Linked DNA regions of Mus musculus: region 2 is linked to region 1. A link is a loop called in an ENCODE intact Hi-C map of the cell type or tissue named here. Cell type or tissue: heart. All regions are shown on one strand. Each heading gives the region's core, and the rest is flanking DNA. Links, peaks and the distances in the headings are about the cores only.

Region 1 (11,900 bases), core at 3,904-8,903:
GCAGATCCCCCACTTGGGCACCGAATGCCACAGGTGTGCCATTGTGTCATGCACCACACACATAATAGATAAATGTAGTAAATAAAAGAAGGGGATTTGAGGTTATCCTTGATGACCTTGACGATACCTCAAGCATGAGGCTAGCCTGGGCTACACGAGACCTCTCAGTTAGGGCATGGGGGCTGTGTGGATGACTCAGTAATGAAAGTGGTTGGAGTGCAAGCAAGAAGACTAGAGTTTAGAACTCCAGAACTCATGTGAATGCTGAGATTATCTAAGTCTCAGAAGAAGTAAACAGGATACCTGGATCCTCTGTCTATCTGCTCTGTGTTTGATTGAGAGACCTTTCCCTGGATCCTCTGTCTATCTGCTCTGTGTTTGATTGAGAGACCTTTCCCTGGATCCTCTGTCTATCTGCTCTGTGTTTGATTGAGAGACCTTTCCCTGGATCCTCTGTCTATCTGCTCTGTGTTTGATTGAGAGACCTTTCCTCAAAGAATAAGGTGGAGAAAGGTTCCTGGCATGAGCCTGGAGTCTCCATCTACACACACAGCACACCTTCTACACATGTGAATATGCACATGCGCTGTGCACACAAAGAAAACAGTAGAATTCGATCAAATGTGTATTTCACCATGCATTCTAAGTACATGCCCCATAGCAGATATGTAATTTTTGTTTTTTGTTGTTGTTGTTTTGTTTTGTTTTTGTTTTTGTTTTTTTTTTTTGAGACAGGGTTCCTCTGTGTAGCCCGGGCTGTCCTAGAGCTTGCTCTGTAGACCAAGTTGGCCTCAAACTCACAGAGAAATGCCTGTCTCTGCCTCCCAAGTGCTGGGATTAAAGCTGGGTGCCGCCATGCCTGGCTAGATATGTAACTTCTTGATGATATCCTTTGCAGCACGATATTTTTAAACTGATTTAAATTGATTTGTTTTGGAGATAGGGTCTCACTCTGTATCCATGAATGACATGGAACTCTGTGTAAGAATCAGGCCGGTCTTGAACTCACAGAGATGCATCTGCCTCTGCCTCCTGAGTGTTGCAATTAAAGGGGTGCTCCTTGGGTCTGGAGAGTTGGATTAGCATTTAAGAGCTGGTGCCATTCTTCTTGAGGACCAAAGTTCAAATCCCAGCACCCATGCCAGGTGGTTCCCACTGCCTGTGAGTCCAGCCCCAGGAGACAGAAGCCTCTGGTCTGCACAGACACCCGTACTTATATGCGCACACCCCCTTAAATGTAATAGAAAGGAAATCTTTAAAGGTGGCTACTAGAATGCCCAGGAATTTTATTTTATTTTATTTTGGACATAGTTTATTTCCGTTTGTCTTTTCTTTTCATTCTTTTATTTTCCCCCCAAAGTCTAGACAGAAACCAGGGATTCCATTACACAGAAGAAAAATAGGAATAACAATTTGGAGAGAGAACCCTGTGTTCTCTGCTGTCGAGTGATGGTGGGTGAAAGAAGGGTCGATCGCCTCATCCCTTACATTCAAGGCCTTGGGGTGTGTCTAGCAAACAGAGAGGGTGTTCGGACTCTTCTAATTGTGACATAAACTTATAAGGCACACGCATATGCATTTCACTTGGCCTCAGTTGGGAGGAAATGTTGTTTCTGCCCATAGCGCTATAGGAAGCAAAAAGGGGCAACACTGGTGTGGCGCTGTAGTTGAGTAATCCTGGCAATGGCTGCTCAAGTCCTTTGCTAGCTGCCCCAGTTCAGTTCTCAAATGAAACGCACTCATCCTTTTATTTTATGTGCCTTTATCAGCTGAATGGAACACTCACAAACTTCCACATTGCCTCCCCTCCGATATTCCTGAATAATTACTTGCTAAAATCTATATCCATCTTTGTACCCTAGACCCAATCCCCCCACCCCCACCCCAACCCCAGGGCCGTTCATCTCTGGCCCTTACACGAGTGTATGCTTTCCCATTCTCAGCTCTTAAGCCTGGTCCTTCTGCTTCTCCTGCACAGCAGCAGTTCGGCCTCTTCCTCTGTGGCCCTCTTGCCCTAGGATCCTAAAGTCCCGCCTCTATCTCCCCGCCCAGCCATTGGCTGTCGGCAACTTTATTTGCCAATCAGAACCAGCTGGGGGTAGGGACCCTCTGGGTCGCCCATGCAGAATTCTCGTGCAATTTTGGGAACTCATACAGCACGTGCTAAACCAAATCCACAACACTGGTCACTTGGCTCCTCTCTCCAAACATGGAGTCTGTCTTTCGGGAAGGGAACAGTAACAGCAGCCTTGGCTCATCTGTGAAGATCAGTCACGGTTTACCCGTCCGTCCCGCCATCCCCGGGATGGAGAGTCACTACATACCGTTCATAGGAGATTTAGAGGCTTCCTTGGGAAGTGTTTCGAAGCTCTGTCTTTACAACTGGCGGAAGTGGGGTCCGGGCACTGGTTCCACCACGCCAGGGAGCTTGTTTGAAATGCAGAGGGCGCTATACTCTGCCGCAGACCTCTCTTGATCCTGGGCGATCACATAGATTCTTCTCCAAGTAGAAACAGTCACACTGATAAAGCAGGTTCAGAAAGTGAACTGCCTTCGCTGTCTCGCCCTGACTGTCCTTTTCCCTCCCTCGTGGCGACTTTCCATCTTCTTACTGTCGTTTCCCCTTTGCTGAGGACACAGGCACACATGATTTTAATTGTGATGGCATTTATCTATTCTTGCTGTTGTCTTTTGGTGTCAGATCTAAGAAACCACCAAGGGAAGAGAGGGGATATTTACACTTTTGCTTTCCTCCGAGTCTTAGAGTTTCAATACTCAACATTTAAGCGCTTTTTAAAAAATATAATTTTAAAAAAGATCTTATTTATTTTATGTATATGAGTACACTGTAGCTGTCTTCAGACACACCAGAAGAGGGCATTGGATCCCATTACAGATGGTTGTGAACCACCATGTGGTTCCTGGGAATTGAACTCGGGACTTCTGGAAGAGCAGTCAGAGCTCCTAACCATTGAGCCATCTCTCCAGCCCAACAGCTTTTGATCCATTTTGACTTTGTTTCTATATGTGGTAGAAGTCTGTTTGTTTTTTTGTGTGTAAATAACTAAATTTCCCAGAAAATGTGCTTCAAAAGCTTATTCTCTCATCTTTGTATGTGTATGTCATGTATACTAGCATTCCTGGAGTGGGGATGTGTGCGTGAATAATTTTTGGGGAGCAGGTTCTCTTTCCACCTCGTGGGTCCTGGTGATGGGGGTCAGACGCACACTGGCTTCATCTCTGGCCTCACTCCCTACCTTGGTGTTTCTTGTTTGTTTGTTTACAACACAAAGTTTCTCTGTGTAGCCCTGGTTTTCCTGGAACTTACTCTGTGAACCAACCAGGCTGGCCTTGAACTCACAGAGATCTGCCTGCCTCTGCCTCCCAAATGCTAAATGCTGGGATTAAAGGCTTGAGCCCCCACAGTACGACCTACCCGGGTGTTTTTATTTGTTTGGTTTTGAGACAAGGTCACTCGCTGGGACCTGGGGCTCACTAGCTCACCAGGTAGGTTGGGTTGGGTGGCCGGCCAGCCCCAGGGGTTCGCTGTCTACCTCTTCAGTGCAGGGGTTCATTACAGGCAGATACCACTGGCACTTGCTGTGGGTTAGGGGAAGTCTGGAATTTAGAGGACAATTTAAGTTGGGGCTCTCCTTTACGATGTGGGTCCTAGGGACTGAACTCAGGTCACTAGTCTTGGCAGTAAACACCTTCACCAGTTGAGCCATCTTACCCACCCCTTCCACAGATTGGTGAATTTTCTTCTTGAATTTTCACAAAGGCTTTAAGAGCAGCTTGACTGCTCAGCCGTTAGGAACACACACTCTTACTCTGGGAGGACCTGGATCCGTTGCCCAGCATGCATGTTGGGTGGCCCACAACCACTTGTAACTCTGCATCCAGTGCCCTCTTCTGGCTGCCCAGTGCACTGACACAGCCACGGCACCCCCACCCCCAACAAATAAAACTTAAAAGCACATGTAAATAGACTGGGTGAGGTGCCACACGCCTTTAATCCCAGCACTCAGGAGGCAGTGGCGGGCAGAGCTCTGTGAATTCCAGGCCAGCCTGGTCTACATGGTATGTTCCAGGATGGCCAGGGCTTTGTAGAAAACTATCTCAAAAAACAAACAAACAAAAAACCCCAAACCAACCAACCAAACAAAAAACAAACAAACAAAAAAACAAACCAAAAGCACATAGAAAAAGATCAGCTTGTCACTTTCTACAATGATTTCATTACCATGGAATTTGATGAGGTAGTGTTGCCCTAGTGGGTCTCTGAGGACCTCTGTCTGCTGTTTCAGCACGATTCCATCCACCCATCTGTGATTATAGGATGCTGGTCTTTTTATGCATGTCTTCAATTTCTTTCAACAGTGTTTCATTTCCAAGGCATACAACTCCCTCCTACCCATCGTTTTTGTGCTGGGATGCTTTCCTTAATTTTTTTTTTCATGTCACATGTTTTTAAACACTGCTTGATTTTTGCACGATGTCCTTGCGCCCAGCGACACTGCTAAACTGGTTGTTGTATCCGTCCTTTTGTTTAGATCCCGTATAAGATTCTGATCGGGCATGACCACATCGTGAGTTCCTGCCACTTTTGTATGAATGACACAAGGTTCCTCAGTAGCTCCTACGACTGCTCCGTGAAGCTGTGGGTAGGTAGCCAGACGACGGTCTGCTAGCACTCAGATGCCGAGTACCGTTAGCCTCTTCTGCTGGAGAACTGTCCAGCACCGAGTTCTTATTTTCTGGGGTTTGCCAAGGCTTCTGGGCAAGTACAAGATAAAGGAGCCCACCCCAGTGTTGAGTCCTCAGAAAAAGCCTCGGAACAGCTAGCTAGCCTGTGGCTCTGGACACATTGGGGGCTCGGGCTTAAGACCACAATGCTGACAGCACCCAGCTTTGGGGAGGGGGTCCTGGTTGTTCCTGGTCTCTACTTGGGAGTCACTGAGCTATGTTATTATTATTATTTTTTTGGTTAAAATTTTATTTCCGATATATTTATTTATGCGTATGGGATTTTGCCTGCATACCGCATGTGTGCAGTTCCTACAGAGGCCACAAGGCGGCAGTAGACTTCTTCCTGGAACTGGAGTTAGAGATGGTTGTGAGCCATCTTGTGGGTGCTGGAAATTGAACCTAGGTCCTCTGGAAGAGCAGCTGGTGCTTTTAGCTGCTGAGCTGTCTCTCCAGTCCCAATCTTAATTTTTCATATTTTTTATTTTTGAGGCAAGGTTGGCTTTGAACTCACAATCCTCCTGCCTCAGCCTTCCACAAACAGGAATTACAGACCTGTGCCATCACACCCTTGGGCAGACTGTTAATTCTCTGGGTCTCCTTTGCATCTGGAAAACTCCGTTTTTATATACTGATCTTGTATCGTACAGTTCTGTTAAACTATTTTTGTCAATCCTGTTTTCATTTTATTTTTATTTGTGTGTGTGTGTGCTCGTGTGCGCTATGTCCATATAGGCTCTTGGAGGCCAGGGAGGGCATTGGGTCATCTGCAACTGGAGTTGCAGACAGTTGCGGGCCTGCCTAATGTGGGTGCTGGGAATTGAAGTCAGGACCCCTGGAAGAGCAGAAAATGCTCTTAACCACTGAGCCACCTCTCCAGTGTCCTGCTTTTTAGACGCCATATAAAATTCTTACTGAACTTAGGCATGACGTGAATTCCTGCCACTTCGGTGATATCCAGGCCTTGGGCATTCACAGAGGACAAATGGGGGCCAGGTCTGAGTTCTGCCCCAGAGAGATGGAGCAGGTCAGTGCCTGACTATGTAGTGGCAGAGAAACCAGGAACAGGGTGTGGTATTCAGGCCAGGCTGCCTCCTCTCTGCTTGTAGGATTTGGTGTTTGTGTCCAGCAGCCCCTGACAGGTGTCTATGGCAGGGCTGACAGAGAGGAGGGAGCAGGAATGGAGGGTGATGTTGGCCAGCAAGGACTTGGCTGAAGATGACCACGGCCTGGGGCCACATGGAGAGGATACTCAGTTCTGAGGCTTTCTGCTGCCTTCTGGTTTGGGTTGAGAAGCGGCAGGGTGGAAGATTGTCAAGGGTGCTTCAGGTCCTGGCATGGGTACTTGGACAGTGTAGAGCCCCTGACCCTACAAATGACCTCAGAGGAGGATCTTGTCATATGTTGGTGCCAAGGCACAGACCGATTAGGTCAGAGGGTTTGGGACTATCCCAGGTCAGCTCAGACCTTGTATTGGAGACCCAATGGCTGTGTGACTCTGGGTGGTTTATCCACCTCTTGAGGTCCCAGAGGACCAGCTGTGTGGTGGGGCTGCTCCAAGCTTTGCCTCGCCCACCTCCAACCCCCCCTGGATCTCCATACTTCCTTCTGCTGCTGCCCTGTGGACACCTGTGCACCCAGAGGCTAGGATCTCACTGCGGGAGTAGGGGGGGGGGCAAGGGGGCGGGGACTCACTTTCTCTGGGATCCATAAGGCCTTTTCCAGCCCTCAGTAGTCACCGGGGGTTCCCGAGCAAGGGGACAGGTAATTGTCACTGTGTGCTGTTCATCTGTTGACCCAACAGAAGTATTCATGGAACTTGTGCATGTCTGGGCTGAAAGGCTGTGTCTGCTTGTTTGTTTGTTTGTTTGTTTTTGCTTGTTTTGTTTTTCTGTTACACACACACACACACACACACACACACACACACACACACACACACACGTATACTGTACACTTAAAGAATTGGAACCATACAGAAATACTGAATCATAAATTTCACCTCCAACCCATTGTCACACTCCCCTGATTTTTCCTTCTGCCTCCTTCAAAATCTCCCTAGTACTCCCTCTGTTGGGGCTATAACTCAGGGCAGAAGACCCGTCTAATACACGCAAGGCCCTTCTAGGCACCAAACTCAATAGGAAAAGAGAGCAAAATTAAAAACTTCCTACAAACCTAATCAAAACCCTTCAAACTGACTTTTCAGGCATTGGCTTTTCCAAAGGCCAAGCTCGAAAACCTGCTCCGAGCCTCTGTCCTTGGTTGCTGTTCCTCATTTTGGCCACATGGGGGCACTATTGAATTTGCAATCGCTTCATTCTCTGCCCAGACTTGGAGGTTGTGTAGCTTACAGTCTCAAGCATGGGGGTGGGGGGGTGGGGTGGGGTGGGGGGGGCAGGTGGGGAGGGGGGTGTGGAGGTGGGGTTGGGAGGTTTGGGGGGGCGTTGTTTTCCGCTAAAGCAGTGGTTCTCAAGCTTCCTAATGCTTAAGACCCTTTACCACTGTTCCTCATGTTGTGGTGACCCATTGCTACTCCATAACTGTAATTTTGCTACCGTTATGAGTTGTGTTTTCCAATGATCTTAGGGTGGCCCCCATGAAAGGGTTGTTAGGACACCCCCCCTCCCAGGGCTCCCGACCCACAGGTTGAGAAACACTGCTCTAGAGGCACTGTGCCAAGCTAGAGAGACTGGATCCTAGTGGTCAGCATCAATCCTTCTTCCTGAGCCCAGGACACCAGCCCGAGGGTGCCCTGCCCTGTTGAATTCCATTTGGGGAACTCCCAGCTGCCCTTATCTTCCACTGAGCTTGGAAAAGGGCCTCCTGGGATTTCCTGAATGTGACTATATGCCCCAGGGGACAGGCGTTGGGAACTGGGTGTGTGGAACTTAGCATTCACAACAGGCCTGGGGCTACCATAAAGGCCACTGGTATGGCTTCAGTCTGGGAACCAGTCTGGTGAGTAGCCCTTTACCATCTTTGGAGATTGTCCCCCATGTAATAAAGGCAGATAATCACACCTTTACAGCCTGTGCAAACTGCCTTCCTGGAATTCAAGTGTGGGCCAGGCAGAGTGTCCATGGAATTGGTCTTGCTTTTTTAAGCTTCCAGGTCCTGGGCTCTGGTACACCTTTCTGGTAGACAACACTTTACGTGGATTGGTGTAGGCTATTGCTGTAAATGGTGAGCCCCAAGCTCTCCAAGAGAAGGTTGGGGAACACCTGGCTTCCTTTGGACTTTGCCCCCAGCACCTTATTATCCAGTTCTTGACTGTCCCTGTCGCCGTAGGGAACTTGAGTGCATGTGTGTTTTGCTTGCATGTTCATGTGTGCACCGTGTGCATGAATGCCTGGTGGCCGCAGAGGCCAGAAGAGGAAGTCAGATCTCCATGGAATCGGAGTCACAGACGGTTGTTATCTGCCATGCGGGTGCTAGAAACGGACCTGGGTCTTGTCTTCAATTATGTTTAAAAAAAAATTGCACTGTGTGTATGTGGAAGTCAGAGGACAACTTTCTGGAGTGGGTTCTCGTCTTCCCACCACGTAGGTCCCAGGGACTGAACCCAGGTCATTAGGCTTGATGGCGAGTGCCATTACCCACCGAGCTATTTCACTGGCCCATATACTTATATAAGGCTTTAACCACATATTTCTGCCAGAGGCACCCCTCAGAGTGCAATCACGGGGTCAAAGGGCATGGAATTAGAAGAAGTTCTTGAGGGCTATTGACAGATCGAAAGAAACCTCTTTGGCCAGTACAAAATGAACAAACAATCACGAGTCCCCTCCCAGTGTGCCCAGGACCCATCTGTGCCTGGGCCACTGTGAGGGGGATTTCCTGGCTGTGGAAGATGCAGTGTCCCTCCTGTTTGGGGATATTGGAAAGCCCGGAACTTTGCTGTAGGCAAGCTAGGAACTACTGCTGAGCAGCATTCATGACTTCCATACAGAAGCCTTGACCACTGTCTCTCCTCTCTCCCATTGATTGGAGGATGCTGAAGATGGAACTGTGATTTGGGACTTTGAGCCACGACCCAAAGCTCCTGTTTTAGAGTGCAGCATCACGGCTGACAACAGAAGGTGAGAAGGTGGTGTCTGGTCTGTGTAACACGGGTTGGGGAAAGTCAGAGTCAGCAGGCAAGCCTGTACACAGGCTTTTGTTTGCTTGTTTAAGAAAATATACAACCACATTCCCCTGTTTAGGCCTCAGTGTTTCCATGCACTTTGAGAATCAAGGAGTCTAACGATGTAACAGCATTCTGAACATTTAAATTGCTTAAAATAGAATGTTTACTGTAGTTAAGAGCATAGTCTGAATTTTCTTTTCTTCTTTCCTTCCTCCTCCTCCTCTCCTCCTCCTCTTTCTTCTTCTTCTTCTTCTTCTTCTTCTTCTTCTTCTTCTTCTTCTTCTTCTTCTTCTTCTTCTTCTTCTTCTTCTTCTTCTTCTTCTTCTTCTTCTTCTTTCTCCTCCTCCCCCTGGCTCTCCTTCCTACCCTCCTTCTCCCCACTCCCTCCTCTGACTCTAGTTTGAGACTGAGACTCAATCTATAGAGCAACCCAGTCTGAAACTCATAAAGCAGCCCAGCTTGCAGCCTCCAGCTTGCAGCAGTCTCAGCTCCTCCAGGGGCTGAGATGACATACGTGACAAGAAACCGCTTGAATTTTCCTCACAAAAATGGTCACACAAAGCCCGTGGTATGGCAGCTGCACCTGATCTCAGCTCACTATTGCCGGGAGAGGAAACGACCACGACCAAAAACAAGTTGGGGAGGAAAGGGTTTATTTGACTTACACTTCCACACCACTGTTCATCACCAAAGGCAGGAGCTCAAGCAGGGCAGGGACCTGGAGGCAGGAGCTGATGCAGAGGCCATGGAGGGGTGCTGCTTACTGGCTTGCTGCCCATAGCTTGCTCAGCCTGCTTTCTTATAGAACTCAGAACCTCCTTATGGAAGCATTTTCTCAACTAAGGTTCGTTCCCTCCTTTCAGTTAACTATGGCTGTGTCAAGCTGACATACCACCCCACCCCCCAAAAAAAGTTCACTGGAGAGATGGCTCAGCAGTTAAGACCTAAGTTCAATCCCCAGCACCTATCAGAGGTGTCTCACATCCTCCTGTAACTCCATCTCCGAGGGACTGAACTCACATACACATACCTATACACAGATACACACGTACACATAATTTAAAATGATAAAAGTAACTTTTAAAATGGATTCCTTGACACTGAGCAGAGACTCCCAAAGAACAATACAAGTTAAAGACAAGTGTGGTGTTCAGGCATCATGGGGACTGTGTGTGTGTGTATACGTATACATATACACACACACATATATATATATATAAATATATATATGGACATTTTTTTGCCATATGCTACATGAGTTAGCATTTTTGTCACTGGGACAAATCCTGAGACAAACAACTTCAGGGAAGAAAGACTTGTCCTGGCTGATGATTCTACAGGTCACACAACCTCTGAGCCATAGCAGAGCATGGTGTCACAGCAGGAGGGTGCAGGGTGGTAAGGGTGCTCGCTTCGAGGCAGCCTGGAAGCAGAGACACAGGAATACTCCAGGGACAAGATCTGACCATCAAAGACATGACCCCAGAGGTTACTCCCTGAACGTAACCCATCCCATGAGAGTTTCCACCACCGATCAACAATGCCATCCAAGTGTGAGTCCATCATTGGTTTAAGCATGAATAGACAGACCCCCAGCAAGCCCCCTCAGCCTCCCTACCAGCTGGAGACTAGGTCTCCAAAACACAGCAGGACATTCATGCACACATCTGAATATAAGAGAACATTTCAGAACACAGCAGGCTGAACAGGAATGTGATCCATCCATCTATCCTTCCATCTATCCTTCCATCTATCCTTCCATCTATCCTTCCATCTATCCTTCCATCTATCCTTCCATCTATCCTTCCATCTATCCTTCCATCTATCTATCTATCTATCTATCTATCTATCTATCTATCTATCTATCTATCTATCTATCTATCTTTCTATCCATTTATCTATCTTTTCTTTTCTTTTAAATATTTTACTTGTTACCTGGGCATGGTGGTGCATGCCTTTAATCCCAGCACTTGGGAGGCAGAGGCAGGTAGGTCTCTGTGAGTTTGAGACCAGCCTGGTCTACAGAGTGAGTCCAGAACAGAGAGAAACCCTGTTTCAAAAAACCAAAACCAAACACATTATCTATGTGTCTATATAGAAAAGAGTTTATGTTTTTGTTTTGCTTGTTTATATTTTATGTGTGCCAGTGTTTGTATATGTACCAGCCTGCATGTTTGTAAGGGAAGTACATGTGTGCACTGCCTGTGGAGGCCAGAAGGGAGTGTTGGAGTTATAGATGTTGTGAGCCTCCATGTGGGTGGTGGGAACTGAACCAGGGTCCTCGGGAAGAGTAACAAGTGCTCTTAACCACTGAGCCATCTCTTTAGCCCCTGAAATCAAATTTTATAACCTTAAATATAGAAGACTATCCCAGAGTGTCTGACAGAAGGATCGATCTTGGTTCTAAGTTATCAAAAGGAGAAAGACTCCTCGTAGGAACCGCAGGCCCTAGCGACGATGGTTAAGATGCAATGTGTGTTTGACTCTTTTGCAGGATAGTGGCGTCATCCTATGATAAAACGGTGAGGGCTTGGGACGTTGAGACAGGTCAGCTTCTGGTACGTATGCCCTGCCCCGGGAGGGTGTCAGGGGACAAGACCATGACAGCCTTGGTGGCTTTGGTGGCTTTGGGCTGGACCTGGGGTTGGGGACAATGATAGAAGCCCCAGGTCTTCCAGGAAGAGCACATTCTCACCTGCAGGGAGAACATATCGGTGGAAAGTAGGTGGTGGGCACGAGAGGCTTCCACTCCTGGCGGGCCAGGGGCTGCTCTCAGAACCACAGGGAGAGGCGGAGAGCAAGTTGGCCAGGCACCCCGGGTTCCCCAGAGAGCCACTTGGACTTGGGACTTGATGAGGCAGGAAGTGGGCTGAGGCCATAGAGCGAAGGCTATGAAGCCGATGAGCCAAAGCCTTTCCCAGTCTCTTGTCTCTGTGTCCCAACAGTACTGGGGTTTCTTCCTTCTGCAGTTCCTTAGCTCAGGGGCCCTCTGGCACCTCCTGTCCCAACCCTTGCTACCCCCACC
Region 2 (11,900 bases), core at 2,298-7,297, 79 kb after region 1:
AGCACTTTGAACTTTGCTGAGACCTGAGTGAAGCCTGCCTCACCATTCCAAGCCTTTCTAGTAAGCTTGTGTCAAGCTCTTCCCTGTCGTGACAGTGGCCCCACTGAGGTCTTGGTAGAATACCAAGGAGGTGAGTGGGGACATCCGGGACGTGTCCTGGGTTGCTAATCAGCTAGCGTGTACCTCTAGCCTAACCTACTTTTCTCTGGAGAGAGGTTAAGCAGAGACGTGGAGATCTCTCCGTCTGGCCTGCCCAGTCAAGTCCCACCAAGGCCAGTGAGCCTGCCAGCCCCCAGTCTCCAGGCCCGGTCTTGTCACTGTCACCAACAATCTCTACGATACTCAATCTGACTCTTAGATCCCAGTCCGTACCTTCCTCAATTAAATTGTGTTCTGTGGCAGGTTGAGCAAAATCTCAATATGTAGCCCAGGCTGAGCTTAAACTCCTGATCCTCCCCAGTGCAGGGATGCCAGGTGAGTACCCCGTACCCCCCCCCCCCACCGTGTCCTATTTCTTGGAATTCTTTGCATGTCCTTCATCGAAAGCCCAGCTTTTAACCCCTGGTTGCCCAGAGCTCAGTCCCAGGCCCTTGACCCTATTATTTCTATAATTGCTCTCTTAGAGACCTCATCCTATCCCCTGATGACAATTCCCAAATTTATAACCAGAGCAGGGACCTTCCCCTGACCTGGGTCTAGACCACAGACTTTCCACGCTCGGGCCTCCTTCTCCCACATAACTCCAGACAGAAGTTCCAACTTCCCATTCTTCCTGCGGATCTGTTCCTTCCTGAAGTTGTCCTGACCAACCAGAGTCAAACTGCACTAATTCAGGCCACCACCTCTGTCACCCTGGACCTTTCCCGGCTGGCTGTCAGTCTGTCACAAACACAACCAGAGTTGAACTTTCAGCCCTCCACTGATGCCCTGTCTCCAGCCACCATTGCCTCTGTCCAAGTGGCTTCCTGCCTAACCTTCCTGCCTAGCCTACCCGTTCTGTAACCTTTATCCCCATGGCCTCTCCTCCTTAGAGAGCTAAGTTCTGTCCAATCGTTTCTTGGGTCAAAACCCTCCCACAGCTCCTAAAAAGAAAAAGGCAAAGCCTTTGCCATAGCTCACAGCCTACCACCAAGCCCTGTTGGGCTCCACCCTGCCCGAGCATACCCTGCCCTCCTTCCTGCCTCAGTTGTCTGGCCAGTACTTATTATGGCCACTGGCTACATGCCTGGCTATTTATTTTGTTTGCTGACTGACTGTACTGGAGCATCAACTGCTGCAGAGGGACCAGCCTGTCTTGTTCCCTGTTAGATGGCCAATACACCTGGTACCATTGAATGGATGCATTAGTGTCTCTGGGGGTGAGAGATGCTCTCAGCCTTGTGGCTGGAGTTGCTCTGACTTCCAGTGGTGTGCTACAGTATCCTAAGGACATGTGACCTTGGGTAGGTTACAGCCTTAGGGCCTCAGTTTCTTTACTTGTCAATGGGTCTGAAGAATCCTCAGGACCTGTAGGAAAAGTGTCTGCAGAGGCCCATTTACTTCTGGCCCTGGAGATAGTAGACAATGTGGCAGTGCTGGATGACAAAGGCCTCTAGAAAGATGGGATTCATGCAGTCACCCCTCAGGTCTCTGGCTTTCAAACACCTGCATAGACTGGACACTTGAATCCCAAGTAGAAAGTGGGGAGTGGTGGTCTGGGCAGCAGAGCCAACATCACTCAGGCTGTCAGACTTGGGCATGTTCCTCCTTGCTTGTGGATTGTGTGACGGGGATAGCTGAGGTCTCCAAGTTAGGATCAGAGACCCCATGTGTGCTGCCACGGGAAAGGCTGACTTTCCTGGCTCTGTTCCTGCATAGTGGAGGGGTATCTCAGTCTACCCTAGCTCAGCTCCTCCACCATTGCTTGTTAAGAGTCAGGCCTTCACTTTGCCAAGCCTCCATAGCACGAAGGCCACTGGGAACCTGTATCCAAATTCTGAGCTCATCAGTTGCAAATAGTGCCATGTAACCCTCAACCTCAGTTTCTCCATCTGTGTAATGGGTACGAAACCTGCCACCACCACCACCACCCCTCCCATAGGGTGAGCATGAGAATCAAAGGAGGTAAGGTAAGTCCATACTATAACAAGAGGTGGTATTCTGAACAGATATCTGATGTACTGGTGAGGTGTATCATTTGGGAGGCTCCACTGGACATTCTGGAAATATCCAGTGAGTAACAGATCACTCACAGACAAGGATGTGAAGTTCTCCAGCTCCATAACACTAGAGTATGACACTGGAGATTTTTGATTTTGACCAAGCTCCTGGGTTAGGAATGGAGGAGAAGCAGGTGAAGAGGAACCCAGGTCTGAGAGTTGTGCTGAGTGAGAAGTGGTCCCCAAAGCCCTGCAAGGGGAAGGAGCTGAACCCTTGGGGCATCAGAAGGAGAGAGCAGAGCAGATCTGGCCTCCTCCCCAGTCACCTAGTTTAGGACAATCCCCCGCTGTCTGGTTCTGTCCCCTGCCTGGCCTGGTGTCTTGACTGATGGAACTTTTGAGCTTCTTAAGCCTGGCCCCCTGGGAGAGCACCCAGTGCCCTGGGCTGGGACAGTGGTTGAGTTCTGTTTCTTGGTTAGCGCAGTTGACTTCCACCCTCCTCCTCAGCCTTCATCTTCTGGAGGCCAAGGGGGAACAGTGAAGCAAGAACAGGCTGAAATGGGAAGGGAGCTGGCGGCCCAGAGCCAGGCTCCGGGGCACCAGTTCCTCCAAAGCCTGAATGGAGAAGGAGCAAAATGGTGGACTGGGTGTTCATCTCTCCCCTACACCACCATTCCCATCCTCTTGCAGATGGCTGGCAGCCTGGCAGCCTCTGATGCTAGGCTCTCCTCTCCACCATCTCTGAACCTCTCTGGCACCATAGCCAGCCCCACCAGTGACCCAAGTGATAAGTAGGCTTCCCTTTTGCGGGGAGGAGGTACAGTACCCTGAAAATGGTGTTGGCTGAAGGCAAAGCTCTAACCACTGCTCTGGCCTGGCCCACAGGCTCGGTCCTTTCTATTATCAGACAGTCAGGGGGGCTGGAGGGACATCAGGACCAGTCCCTGGGAGATAAGCATTCTAGAAGGAAGAAGGCAGGTGGTGGAATTCTCTGGAGCTGGGTTCAGGGGTGACTCTGGGTAGGAGTGCAGGGGATACCCAAGAGACACTACATCTCTCCAGCTGGAGTTTCTCATGGAAGGGCACAGAGCAGAAGGTAAAGATCACACACACACACACACACACACACACACACTTCAGCCTTTCTCTATCTCCAGGGGTCAAAGGGCAGAAAGAGAGCTATTTGGCTGCATCCCTACTGTGTGCCACTTCCTACTGGCTGGGAAAGGGGACAATCAAGACCCCAATTACTGCTCTTTTAGACCCCCAACTCCTGGGCACAGGGAATCAGAAAAGGCCCCGCCCAAGAGGTCTAGTCCAGTTCTCCTTCAGGAGTCAAGGGACAGACAGAGGTGGGGTTGCTGCCCAACCCTGTCCCCGGGGCATTCTACCTATGCAAAAAGCACCATCTGTAGGAAGAGCGAGAGGGGCCAGGCCATGAGAGCACCCATTCAGATGCCACCAGATCACGAGAGTGCTCACTTGGATCCCAGGGCTGAGTGGGTGCTCTCCTGGAGGCTTGGTCTGCTCCTGGCTACTTCGCTACCTCTCCTCGGATTCTGTGGCCACCTCTGCCAGGAAGGTCAGCTTCGTGGCCTTTAACCCTTGCTTTAGACTCTACCCGGCCATTTACCTTCCTGCTTTCCAAGAACAGATGGCTTCACTTCCCTGGCACTTGAATCTGGCACACAGTAGGGATGCACACAGGCTGCCCTGCAGCCCAGAACTTGCCACTCAAGCCAGGCCTAGCAATTATTTCCGTTTCCTAGGTGGGAACAGGGGACTTGCCTTGGTAAAGCCCCTCAGCTGAGTGAAGGCCAGGGGAGGGTTGCAGCAAGGAAAGCCCCCACCCGAACCCCCACCCCCTTCCAGGCGCAAATTTTCAGAGAGGTTGGGGAGGTGAGGGCAAGAAGTTTTGTGACTGGTTTGCCAGGTTCTGTTCCGAATGGGGTCAAGTGTATTCTCCAGCTATGGCAGCAGGTGCTCGAAGGGTTCCTTTGCCCCTGTGGTCTTATGGTCTTCGTGAGGGAGGAACATAAAGGGGTTCCCCCAGTACTTCCACGCTATGTACGCCCTACTCACCGATGATGATGGTGCAAGCGCTCACCAGCCCGATCTCTTTCTTGAGTGCCACCCGCTCCGAGGCGCCCGGGCCGGGACCAGGGCCCGGGGAAGGCGAGGGCGCAGGGCCGGGGTTCCCGTGCCCGCCTGGCTGTTGTATGTGGCTTGCCATGTCGCTGTCCCGCCTCATCCCAGTTCCCTGCGCTACCCCGTCTGTCCGGCCCGCAGCCAGTCCTCCGTCGGTCGGTTCGTCTGTCGGTGCGCTCGCGGCCCTCGCAGCCCGGGACAGCGCCCACAGGCGGGCGCATGCGCTGGCACGGGGCCCGGGCCCCCGGGGGCCCCCGGGCGGCTGGATCCAGGGAGGGACGGAAGGAGGGACGGCCGGCAGCCCCCTCCCCCACCGCCCTTAAAGGGAACTCCCCCTTCCCCCCCACCCCCAACCCTAGTCAGGGGAGACAGGAGGGGACTGGGATCAGACTTAGAAAGGACTTCCTAGTTGAGTGAACGAAGGGGCTACACCCAGACTTGGGTGAGGTGGGGGAGAAGAGCTCAAAGACCAGGCTGTCCCTGCGCTCAAGGAGTGTGAGCAAGACGTGCTGGGGTAGGCGGTGCTGCATGCCCCAGCCTGTACTTTCTAAATCCCTCAAGCCCCATTTGTGAAGGGTGGGCATTGCACAGGTTGAAAACCACCGCCTAGCGGCAATTAGCCTGACAGTGGCACGGTCTCCATGAAGACTTTTTGATAGCTCCCTGGCCTCTAGGCGGTCCTGACTGAGTCATTTGGGATGAATGGAGACTGTCCTTAAAACAATTCTGAAGGCAAAAGGCTTGAGAAGAGTTGAAGATAAGGAGACCCCAGTGGGGCCCCGGGCATCCTGGGAGTTTGGGACAGTCCCCATCACCATCAAATCTATCCCTGCCTCAGCATCCCCTAATTCCTCTTCGGGTCCAGCCTTAGGTCCCCACCGCAGACTCCTCTACACAGGTCAGTCAGGGCACAGTGGACTGGGACTTTGGCCCAGGCCGTCTAGCATGGCTCAAGGTGACCAGACCGCTGGAAGTGCCAGAGAGACGGGAAGAGAACAATTGTGGTAGCAAGGAGGTATCGGGCCCAGGATCCTGGGAAGCCTGCCTCCTCCCGGAAGCCATTGGGCGGTGCAGCCCAGATCGCGGGGCAAATTCATGCGCGGGTGGTGCGAGGGAGCAGGGCCGCGTCGGGGCCACCGGGGCGGCGGGCGGAGCGAGGCTGGCACGGTGTGGCCGACGGCGGAACAGCTTTTGTGTGTTGCTGGCGATAGCTGCGTCGCGCCGTCCCCTGCATGAGGATGAGGCCACTCGGGGCCACCGGTCCTTCCCCCGATCGCGGCCTCAGAGTTTGCTGGGGAAGGGCAGGGAGGACCCGAGATGGGACGAGTTCAGGAGCCCAAGAGCCTGGGCTGGGGGCGGAGCACGGAGGTGGGGTCTTGGCCAGGGCCTGGTACTTCGAAATTGGGGCGGGGACTTGATAAATAGAAGAGGGAGGACTCTGGGGGGACCAGGAGGGGGAAGCCACTCGGCAGAGCTTCATCCTTCGCACTCCCGACGAAGCCCAACATTCTTGGCGACCTCTGCCTCCCGCCCCAGAGACGATAAGCTGAACGTGGCAAGACTCTCTTAAAGGAACCTCGTGCGGTGCTGGGTCAGGCTGGGGTGGGCTGGGATAGGGGAGAGCGGTCCTGATACCCAGGACACTCATGAGTGTTGCAGGTAGTAAGGACCTGAGAGGCTTGACTTTCTGATTTGACTAGCGACTCCGTTGTCTTTGCAATGCCAAGGTCGCCTGGGTTAGGGTCCAGCCAGAAGGATTTCCCCTGAGGCTCTTTGTCAAGGGGCAGAGGGTGGCATCAGAGTCACAGGCCAGAAGCCAGTAGTTTTTCAGAGATGAGCCTCTCCGGGGACTTGGAATGTGGAGTCTGTGTTTGAGAAGGGTTGAGTCTGTTAAGGGTTGAAGATGGTGTTTGCATGTCTCTCCTGGGATATATATAGCTCAGGGATCATTAGGAGGTAAATGTGGGACCTTCTAAAAAGATGGTAATCCATGACTTAAGCGAAGCAAGCCACAAAACTCTAAACAAGTTAGAAACACGGCTGCCTTCACGTGGAAAACAAACAAACAAACAAACAAACAACTCAGACCCCAAATGAATCCAAAAGCTGGACAGAGTGCTCGGGAAGTAAAAACCAAAACTCCACAACTGCCATACTTAAACGGTGACATAGTAAATGTTTTCCCATGGAGGCCTGAGTAAGAGGAGACATTAGCACTCATTGGTTGTATACAATATGGTGCTAGTCAGTGTCACAAGGCAAGAAAACAATGAAAAGCAGTTCGAAGTAGGCAGTGGGCAGGGAGGCAAAACCTGTCATTTAGATATGATATGTTTGAGTATACAGGAAGTAAAGTACAAAGATACATTGTAGGTTGATAAGTTTGTTAGTCACTGGGTATACGGTTAATATCCAGAAATAAATTATATTTCTGTATGCCAGCAAGAAATAGAAAATAAGCTTTTAATAACATAAAAACAATTACTCTGACTAGAGGGCTGGCTCGTAGGTTGAATGCACTTGCTGATCTGGCTGAAGACCCTGGTTCAGTTCCCAGCACACACATAAAGGTCCACAACCAACTGTATCTCCAGTTCCAGTGGATCTAGCACCTTCTTCTGTCTACTACTGGTATTGCACACATAGTGCACATAAACTCACACAGGCTCACACCATACACATAAATGTTAAGAAAAAAATTTTAAAAAACACTCAAGATTATACTTTGTTTGGCTATGGAATCTAAAATAGGTTTTCCCCCATTGAGAGTGGAAGTGCATGCCTTTAATCCCAGGATTCAGGAGACAGGTGCCGGTAGATCTCTGTGTGTTTGAGGCCAGCCTGGTCCACATAGTAAGTTCCAGACCAGACCAAAGCTTACACAGTGAGAATTTGTCAAAAAACAAAATAACAACAAAAACAGAAACAAAAACAAAACAAAAAACCTTTTTTTTGCCAAGTTAACTAGAATAAATTGATACTTGACACATCTCAACTTGTATTTGTTTTGTTTTGTTTTTTCTTGGAGAGTAGTAAGAGGATGAAACTTGGTAAGGTGCTGTTGATACACAGGTGAAGTAAAATGACTTTGGAAGACCTGTATCCTAGTGTGGAGGATACAAGGTATCAAAGCAAAGCTAAAGTAATTCATCAGTGAAACAAACTGAATCATAGAGATATACTCTTTCTGGTTTATCACCACCAAGGGACACTGCAGAGTAGTGGAGGAAAGACAGTCATTTCCAAGAGCTCTGATGGGTCAGCTCTCAAAATTCTCTTGGCTTGACTTTACAATGTACCCTACAATCTATCTGCATTAGCTTCTCATACTGCAACACCCGAGAACCAACTTATAAAGTATTTGTTTATTTTACAAATGTTTTGATTAGCATACAAAACAATAGGTGAAGTGAGAATTTCTAGTTTTGTTGGAGACTAAATTGTGTCATGTGATGTTTCCTGGAAAGTGATGTTTCCCTGGAAACTAGAGGATGTTTTGCTGAGAACTGACACGTGGTGTTCTTCTGGAAGTTGCCTCGTGAAAGGACATGAGATGCTTTGCTAGAGTGGATGCTTCAGAGGTCCATGATGTTTGGAAAGAGTGTAAGTATAACTCAACAGACAGTGGGCGACACTCTGCCATTTGTTCACCTTGCCACTCTTTGGTGGCCATTGTTGGGCTTCGCTGATGACAATGTGGCATTGGTTCGCCTTGCTTTCTTCATCGATCTTTGCTTGTAGTTACTTCACTGAGAGAAAAACACCGAAGAACTTCTGGTGGTGCTCTGGCTGGGCTTCCGCAGACTCGTGCTGATCAGTGGTTTCTTTTGGATCAAACCACTGCTACTGATTTGTGTTTGATGTTTGCCAAGTGGACTGGACTGCTCACAACAAAGATTTGAATCTCTCCAAAACAAACAAACAAACAAACAAACAAACAAACACTATTTCTAAACAGGTCCACGACCCCCATTCCCTATTAACCTTTGTTTTTCACTACCCCTGGTGGATGTTAGGATAGAAAGGAGGTTAAAAACAAACCCATAAAGTTTTGAAAAATCTAAGCTTACAAATGGGTCTCATGATAATTTTTATATGCATTATCTATTATTGTATCTTGTATATATTCAGACTTTAACTACCCTTTCTCATCCCTCCTACACACCTCTCTCTGGTCCCTGTTCTTTCCTCAAGTAGATCTCTCTCTATTTTATGTTAGAAATACATACATACATACATACATACATAAATACATACATACATTGTCATAGGTAGATACATATATGTAGATACAGATTCTCCATATAAAAGAAAAGGTGATATTTGTTCTTCTGAATCTGGCTTATTTCCTTTAATATAATAATCTCCATTTCCATCCATTTTCTTGCAAGTGACATAATTTTATTCTTTTTAACAACTGAATTAAATTCCACTTTAGACCACACATCCTTCATCTATTCATTGCAAATTGGCGTCTGGGCAGCTTTTATATTTTGGTTTATAATAGAACAGCAATAAACATGGATGTGCCCGTACTTCTGTGGCGTGTTGACAGAGTCCTTTGGTGTCCAGCATTGAGATACCTGGATCATAGAGTAGTTCTATTTTTGGCTCTCAGAGGAATCTGTAGAGATCTCCACAGTGTCTTCATCTGTTCACAGTCACATCAGCAGTGAGCAGCATCTCTTGCTCTGCCTTGCATCTTTTGTCAGCCATTGTCTTGGTGATGGCCACCCTGACCGGGGTGAGATGGGATCTCGAGGCAGCTTTAATTTACGTTTTCCTGGTGGCTGTGGATGTTTAACATTTTTCCCTTTCAAAATTTACGACCATTTGTATTTACTCTCCTGAGAAGCATTTGCTCAACCCATTGGCTCATCTGTCAGTGAGATTGTTTGGGGTTTTCGTGTTTGATTTTTGTCTCATTCTTTGTCTGATATAGAGTTAGCAAAGATTTTTTTCTCCCATTCTATAGGTTGACTATTATATCCTTTTCTGTGCAGAAACTTTTTAAAGCCCATGCAACCCCACTGGCCAACTCTCGGCATCACTTTCTGGGCAATCGGGGTTCTGGTAAGAAGTCCTTGTCTTTGCCTGTTCCTTGAAGTGTTTTTTTCCTATTAAGTTTAGAGTTGTGAGTCTTTGATCTGTTTTTGGATTGATTTTTTTGTGTAGGGTGAAAAATGCATGTTTTTATTCTTCTATTATGGGTGCATTACTTTTCTGGTGCTGTGATTTCAACAACAACAACAACAACAACAACAACAAACTCCACCGAAAGCAACTTAAGGAAGAGAGAATTTATTTTGACCTATGTGTCAGAGGGATAAGAGTCAGTCATGGCAGAGAAGCCTGGCAGCAAGCAGAGGGCATGGATGCCAAACAGGAATCTGAGCTCATAGCTCAACCACAAGCACAGAGCACAGAGCAAACTGGAAGCAGCTTGAGGATTCAATCTCAAAGTCCACCCCAGTGGTGTACTTGCCCCAGCAAGGCCACAATGCTTAACCCTGAGCCCACAGCATCATCGACCAGGTGAATGTATGTATGTATGTATGTATGTATGTATGTATGTATGTATGTATAAGTCTGTTCTTGATCTATAGGAGAATTGCTAATGTTTGCATATTTATTTTGTATTGTGCTACTTTGTGGAAAATGTTTATCAGGTCTTGGAGTTTTCTGGTGGAGTTTTGGGGTCTTTTAAGTATAGGGTTATACCATCTGGATGGGATAGTCTCACTTTTAAGAATAGGGTCATACATTCTGGGATATACCCATGGAAGAGTCCCACTTGGAAGGATAGGGTCATGCCATCTGGATGGGATAGTCTCACTTGTAAGGATAGGGTCATACATTCTGGGATATACCCATGGGATGGTCTAACTTGTAAGGATAGGGTCAGACCGACTGGATGGGATAGTCCCTCTTTGTCCTGCTATATTAACAGATCTCTCATCTCTTCTCCTTGGCTTATTACTCTGGCAGAGACTTAAAGCACTGTGCTTATCCTGTTCATGACTTTCAACTTGTCCCAATTTAGTATAAAGTCATCTATAGGTTTATTATATGCAGTATTTAATATGTTGAGGTATGTCTCTTCTATTCCTATTTTCTTCAGGACTTTTATCATGAGGAGATGTTGAACTTCATCAAAGGTCTTTTCTGCAAGAAAGAAACATCTATTTAGCAGTTAGTTTTGGAGGTTCTGGTTCATAATGAATTGACCCATGGCCTTTGGGCCTATACTTAGGCAGCATGTCTTATTGAAGACTATAGGGTGAAGCCAAGCTATTATCATTTGGTGACTGGGAAGGAGGGAAACAAAGGACTTAAATCAAAAATAAAATGTCTTTTTAAACTGTCTGGGGGCCTAGAGAGACAGCTCAGCAGTTAAGAGTGCTGGCTACTCTTGAAAAAGACTCAGGTTAGATTCCCAGCATCCATACGAGGGTCTCACAACCTTCCGCAACTCCAGTTCCAGGGGGCTCTGTCGCCCTCTCTGGCCTTCACAGGTACTGTATGCACGTAGTCCACAGACATACACGCAGGCAAAACTCCTAAACACATAAAATGAAAATTTAAAAACCCTGATTCTGTCAGCTTTAGCTAAGTGTTGTAGAGCAGGTAAGTGTTAAACCACCATTTGTTCCAAAGGACTGTTGCAAGCAACCTTGTGTGTGTTCAGTAACTACGCATTACGAGAGGAAAGCCAGTGGAGGCAGGGTGGCTAAAAAGACAGTCGATATTTTGTCCCCTGACTCAGATCAGCTTGGTCCCAGGGAATCGAAGGATGACAGGGTGCCTCTGGGAGACTTAAACTTCGGGTAAGTCTCCTGTCCTATGGATTTAAAAGGCCAGGGACATTCACAACTGGATGGTGTGGATCATATATGCACCTCCAACTACTTTCTCCAAGGAGGAGAGCCAATGTCCTCACTGCTTCCAAAGGAAGTCACATGACAAGACAGACGGATCCACCTCACCAGATAGCCCAACCAGAAGAAAAGAACTAAAGGGGTAAAGGGGTGCTTCAAGGAAGTCCCCAGTAATAACCCTATGGTGGTTAAGGTTGTCAGCTAATCGGGAGCTAGAATTGATAAGGAGACAGGCCTCGGGGCACGAATGTGAAGAAGTTTCTAGATAGGGTTAACTGAGATGAGGAGACTCAACATAAGCTTGTAGTTGGAGCTGGTCCATGGCTGAAGTGCTGGACAGAGTAAAAGGTATCTCCCCATTCACTTTTGTCTCCTTCTCAAGTGTGGGTGTGACCAGCCGCCTCCCACTCCCGCTGCCTCTACTTCTGGTCCAGGAAGGTCTGAAACTCAACCTGGGAGCCAGAATAAACCCTTACTCCCTCAAATTGGTTTTGGTGAGTGCTTTATCATAACAGAGAAGCAAAGTAGGACACTGATCTATTCATGCAAATGTATCACATACTTGAACTCTGGTATGCCCACTCAAGCATACAAACCCCTCTTACACACATACACTCTCACACAAATCTCACCCAGTCACTGGCACACTTGGGTACACACTTGCCAGGCTTTACCCAGCATCCTCATTCTACCAGGCGCTTTTGCACACACTTCTTCCACATTTCACCTTTGCCCC

The links. A loop is a pair of places that touch in the nucleus more often than their neighbours do. Peaks named below come from ENCODE experiments on the same cell type or tissue, not always from the same donor. Only the 100,000 strongest peaks of a DNase experiment are listed, where the experiment ranks them.
Region 2: it touches region 1 in a loop (3.0-fold over the local background); 24 of 42 quality-filtered maps call a loop at or near these places.

The regions. Positions count from the first base shown.
Region 1 is chr7:35,260,052-35,271,951 of GRCm38, reverse strand. Wdr88 (WD repeat domain 88) reads left to right here. Exons shown (of 11, transcript NM_001370886.1): 2 at 4,554-4,664; 3 at 8,740-8,828; 4 at 11,370-11,433. It also overlaps a transcript of Gpatch1 not described here. Among named protein-coding and RNA genes, the nearest start is that of Wdr88, 9.6 kb to the left of the region's middle. In heart, for the core only: CTCF peaks have their summits at 5,066 (motif pointing right) and 7,001 (motif pointing right); no DNase peak of the experiment used is centred there.
Region 2 is chr7:35,178,971-35,190,870 of GRCm38, reverse strand. It overlaps Slc7a10 (solute carrier family 7 (cationic amino acid transporter, y+ system), member 10), which reads right to left and starts at 4,486. Exons shown (of 11, transcript NM_017394.4): 1 at 4,221-4,486. The coding sequence starts at 4,389. Gm38988 (a long non-coding RNA gene) reads left to right here and starts at 5,914. Exons shown (of 4, transcript XR_003946743.1): 1 at 5,914-9,359; 2 at 9,462-9,827. In heart, for the core only: a CTCF peak has its summit at 5,352; no DNase peak of the experiment used is centred there; H3K4me3 peaks cover 2,426 bases; H3K27ac peaks cover 927 bases; H3K27me3 peaks cover 4,302 bases.